Regions from separate parts of the Homo sapiens genome. Here region 2 is linked to region 1. Evidence: read pairs that join two places in POLR2A ChIA-PET (ENCODE). Cell type or tissue: Caco-2. All regions are shown on one strand.

Region 1 (2,500 bases):
GGTGCGGCCCGGGCCGGGCGCTGCGGCGAGCGGAGTGCACAGACCGGGGGCCCAGGACAGGCCCGGGAGTTCCGGGACGGGGACTGGGCGCCGGAGGGGTGACGCCGGGACCGTGGGACGGGAACAAGAGACCTCTCGGCTCCGGCTAGGCCTCCACCACCTCCCGCGGCGCCGGCGGCCGCAACGACTGCTCGTCGCTAGCTCGGCTCTCTCCTCAGCCTCAACTTCAACCCAAAACAAAAACACTCCCCACCTGCCAGCAACGCCGCTGCTCATTGGACAGAGCCGCCCGGGCCTCGGAGCGCCCGGGAGGGGGAGGGGCGGGAGGGGAGGAGCGCGGCGGCGGCGGCGCGAGACCACCCCTCCCCCACACGGGGCCGGCCCTGACGGCGCTCCCGGGAGCAGCCGGTGCGCGGCGGCGGCACGACCCCCTGCGCCTCCGAGGCAGACGAGCCCATCGGGAGAAGGCGAGGCAGGGAAGTGCCTGTGCGTGTGGAAAAGGGGGTCTGTGGGGCGGATGCGAGTGCGCGCGTGCTCGCGGACCAGCGAGGGAGAGTAGAGCAGTACCGCACTCTGCGCGGGGGCCCCTCTTCTGCCCCGTGTCCCCCTCTCCTCCCTCCGCGGGCAAACAGGCACGCACCTGCCTGCACAGAACCTCAGCCTCTGCCCGCGCCCGTCGCCCCTCGTCACTTGTTCCCCAGGATCCTGTAAGGCACCCGCATCCTTCCCGGCCACCCAGCTCCCTTCCCCTGTCACTCACTGTCGCCTTGAACCCAAAGTGCAGCAGGCGGTCCCTGCTCGGAGCCATTTTCCTCCTCTTCTGGATGTGTCTAGATTGGGGCAGTGCGGCTGCCGCCGCGCCTCCGCGGTTGCCGCCGCCGCCGCCTCCCCCGCCTCCCCCGCCCCAGTGCATTACATTACGGGGTGCTGCAGGGAGGCCTGGGGGGCCGGGGCCGGACGCTTGTCTCCCTGTGCATGGCTCGGGAGGGCGAGGGTGGTTGCGCTGAGCAACAGGCCAAGTGCCCGCCCTGGTCCGGGGATGGCTGCGGAGCTGCACCTGAGGCCGGGGGTCGGGGGTGCAGGGCTGGAGCCGGGCAACCCTTCCTTTGGCCGGGGTCGGGGCGCGCGTCCGTGGGGGTGGGGCGGGCGAGACCGAAGAGCCTTTGGTTTTCCTTGCTCGGCCGCCGCCGGCGCCCAATGGGCTGCAGCGCCTGCCTGTCCGCCAATCAGGGCGCTGTTTGGTGAGAGCTTCGGCCTGACGTCACTTTGGCGGGAGAAACAAGCGTGTGTGAGCGAGTAGGCGGGGGCGTTTTCCCGATGGAAACACTTCATCAGACTCCCGGGCTCCTTGTATAGAAGCTGATCTGTGTCATCATATTATATTATGTTTTAACAACTCTGGCCTTCAAGGTCTCAGAATTTATGACCGAATTTCCACGAAGGAATAACACAGGATTTTGTAGTTTTGTTGCCCCTTCTATGAGCAACAAACTACAAAATTATGTCCTAAGAGTGAACTATTAGAAACTGTATAATAAATTCCAGCACACCTGGCAGGAGCAGCAGCACTGCTAATTGTATGCTTCCAAAGCAGTTATGAGTTGGTCTTCCTCACACCCCTTTTAATTAGTGGTTTTAGCGACTGACTTGTTATGCGTCTAAGAAATTAACAAGAGCAACAAGTGCGGCAGATCTTTAAGAACAGGTATATTTTAGCTGGAGGACATATTACCCAACTCTTAAAGCACTGTACAAACTTTTTCTTTTTTTTTTTTTTTTTTTTTTTGAGACAGAGGTTCAACTCTGTCGCTTAGGCTGGAGTGCAGTGGCACGATCTCGGTTTACTGCAACCTCTGCCTCCCGGGTTCAAGCCTCCCAAGTAGCTGGGATTACAGGCGCGCCGCGCCGCACCTGGCTAAGTAGAGACGAGGTTTCGCCATGTTGGCCAGGCTGGTCAGGAACACCTGACTACAAGTGATCCGCCCGCCTCGGCCTCCCAGAGTGCTGGGATCTTTTTTCTTTTGTAGAGACGGGGTCTCCCTATGTTGCCCAGACTAGTCTGCAATTCCTGGGCCCAAGTGATCCTCCAGCCTCCTCCCAGTGCTGAGATTACAGGCCTCATGTGAGCCACCACGACCAGCGCGCCACCCCCCGGCTTTTTTTAATCCTAGAGGGGGCTTCCTAAAACCAGGGACCTAGCTTCAGAAACTCATTCTCAGGCCCACAAACCCAGGTCTGTCTTCTCCTCCTGTCCCAGGTACTTTTAATGTTTTTGCTTGACTTCAGCCAGTGGAATAAAAAAGCCTTTTCATTCTGTCTCATCTAAGAGCTGTTTTCTCCCAGCAAAAACTGATGCATTTGGTGAGTAACAATGGCAAAGGGATGGCCGGGCGCGGTGGCTCACGCCTGTAATCCCAGCACTTTGGGAGGCCAAGGCGGGCGGATCATAAGGTCAGGAGATTGAGACCATCCTGGCCAACATGGTGAAACCCCGTCTCTG
Region 2 (2,500 bases), 710 kb after region 1:
TTCTTTTGCTTCTCTGCAAGGCTTTCTCTCTGTGCCTGAAAGGCTCTGGGCTCAAGGAGCAGACAGCCCTGCAGGCTCAACTGCAGTGACCTACATTGGCTCTCCCCTAGGCCCTGGGTGCGGGGGCTGAGATTTCAAGATAGGAACCTGGGAATCTGGCACAGGTCTACAGATGATGACATCAGGCAGACAGGCTGCAAAAGTGGCATTGAGGGACTGGACCCTGAGGCAGGGGATGCCATAGGACTATGTTCTCACTTTGTCATTTGAGGGCTTTTTATGGACAAGAGATCAGAAGAGATCAAATGCAAAAACACCTGAGCAGTGACCCCTTGGAGAGGAGCCAGTGGTCCCTGACAGGCCCAGTCTCTATTAATGAGATTTGGGAGTGGTTTCTGCCTGCTCCCTGTTCTTGCTGAACCTACACTGGTCTGCTGCAGGGGACTGGAAAGATGATGTGGAAGAATGAGTTCGGATTTCAGCTGATTTATTTCAGGGAAACGAAGGCTGGGTAAAAGTCAGATATGCAGAAATCCACGTACTCCCAGGCTTAACTATAATATAGAGACCCTGTATTTCTTTAGACTCAATGGTTCTGAGAAGGATCCAGAAGGAGCCCTCAAGATTAATTACCATTTACAAAGTCCTTACCTCAGGACCCTGGCAACTGAATCCCTCCTTCCAGCTACCAGCCTTCTGGAACAGAGAAGGCAGCTTCTGAAATAGGTGCTTTCCCTCTCTCCCACTATAAGCCACAGTGTTTAGGATGACCACTGCTTCCAGATTGTGTGATTTGCCCTGGCAAGGAAATCCTATTGTGGGGGGAGGAAATGAGGCAGTCGTGACACAAAGTGATGGATGAGCCTTTTGCTTAGCAGAGAGAGAGAGAAAGCCGGCAGGCTGTGCAGAACTGAGTGGCTCTTGGGTCCAAAGGGCTTCCCCTTGGCCAAGTCCCACCCCAAAGCCCAGGAAGTCCACAGCTTGGCGCCCAGTCAAGGCAAAAACATTCCTCAGGACTCTGACAGGCTGGGGGATGGTTCCCACCACGAGGATGGGGGAGGGGAAGGAAACACGCGGGGGAGGAAATGACCACAAAGAAGGGGGTGAGGGTAAGAGGTGGGGAGTGAGTTCTCAGTGCCCTGAGTCCCTTTTAGAGAGAAAGGTTGAGGCTGGACTCATTGGCTTGTGAAGGACTTGCAGCTTCAGAGCACATGACTTCTGGGTCACCCTTCTGCTCAGGGTCATCCCTGATGACCCAAGGTGTCCTCTGGAGGCTTGTTAACTCAATCTCCCTCCTTACGCAGGGGCTGTGGTTGAGCTTGGGAGCCCCTGAGTGGCTAAAAGCTGGAATTGCAGTTGTGCTGGGGGAGGAGCCCATCGGGTCTCCCTCTGCCTCTCCACCTCCGCCCCTCCCTTTCCCTCTCCCTAAGCCCAGGACTCTGGAAATAGCACCTGGTAATGGGAGCGCTGACAGATGCTGAGTTATAGGAGAGCAAATGTCCTGGCTAGAGTCCTCAACATTCTAGTTTGATCGCTTTTGGGCTGTTTCCCTTGAAAACACGTGCCCCAGCAAGGATTGAAAAACTACCTATTGGTACTATGCTCACTACCTGGGTGACAGGTTCAGTCATACCCCAAACTTCACCATTACACAATATACCCTTGTAACAAACCTGCATATGTACCCCCTGAATCTAAAATAAAAGTTGAAATACACACACGGAAAAATAGGTGCCCCAGGACTACTTCCATTGTCTTCCATAAATTACTGTTTAACATGCCCCTGGGTAGTGTGCTTCCTGGCTACTGAGATCCCCCTCCTAGGGCTCCCCGGCTTGTAGCTTCTGGACCATTCACTGTCCATGACCCCTATGACCTTGGAGGGAGAAATGGCCCCACAATAATTCTGATTTTAAATTTACCCCTCCCTACCTGCACTACTTAGTCCTAGTTTTCCTCCTCTGAGCCTTGCCCACAACTCCTTCCCCAAGTCAGCCTCCAACCTTGAATGTTCCCTCACCCCCAGTTCCCTACCCAATCCCCCAATCCCACATCTCCTGTAGGGGATAGGAGTGAGGTGAAAAATGGACAAAGCTTAGAAATTTTTCCAAGGAAACTAGTTCCCTCTGCATGGCTTCCTTTGACCTATTTTCTAACTTTCCCTGGTTAGCCCCCTTGTTCCATGTACCAAGGCTTCCCACTGGACTAATTTTTGCTGCCCCGCCCTACTCCTCCTTCCTCCAACATGATCTCCTGGGGCTCTTCCCATCCAGGGAAAATGTTCCCCAGTGCTGAGAGAGGGAGAGATTCCATTTTGGAAACTATGTCAGCTTGAGGAGTCCGAGCTCTTAAAGAGACAACTAGAGTGTTGCTGGGGAAGCGGGTAGTGGTAGTGAGCAAAAAGCAGCTCACCCACCCAGAGGAGGCCCTGTTCCCATCACCCAGCCCATAATTAGGGCATTCTTGGCTCTTGTCTGGAATGGGAGGATCTGAGTGCTCT

Evidence for each region. ChIA-PET counts read pairs that join two places held together with the same protein. Peaks named below come from ENCODE experiments on the same cell type or tissue, not always from the same donor. Only the 100,000 strongest peaks of a DNase experiment are listed, where the experiment ranks them.
Region 2: POLR2A ChIA-PET joins it to region 1 with 10 read pairs; 2 of 35 experiments call an interaction of 5 or more read pairs at or near these places.

The regions. Positions count from the first base shown.
Region 1 is chr17:39,401,413-39,403,912 of GRCh38, forward strand. It overlaps FBXL20 (F-box and leucine rich repeat protein 20), which reads right to left and starts at 214. Exons shown (of 15, transcript NM_032875.3): 1 at 1-214. RefSeq lists silencers at 1-253, 284-483, 514-593, 844-1,233, 1,199-1,363. In Caco-2, no CTCF peak of the experiment used is centred here; DNase peaks (open chromatin) are centred at 259, 749 and 1,239; H3K4me3 peaks cover 1,264 bases.
Region 2 is chr17:40,110,510-40,113,009 of GRCh38, forward strand. No RefSeq gene overlaps it. Among named protein-coding and RNA genes, the nearest start is that of MSL1, 10 kb to the right of the region's middle. RefSeq lists an enhancer at 1-566. In Caco-2, a CTCF peak has its summit at 1,335; DNase peaks (open chromatin) are centred at 962 and 1,332; H3K4me3 peaks cover 258 bases.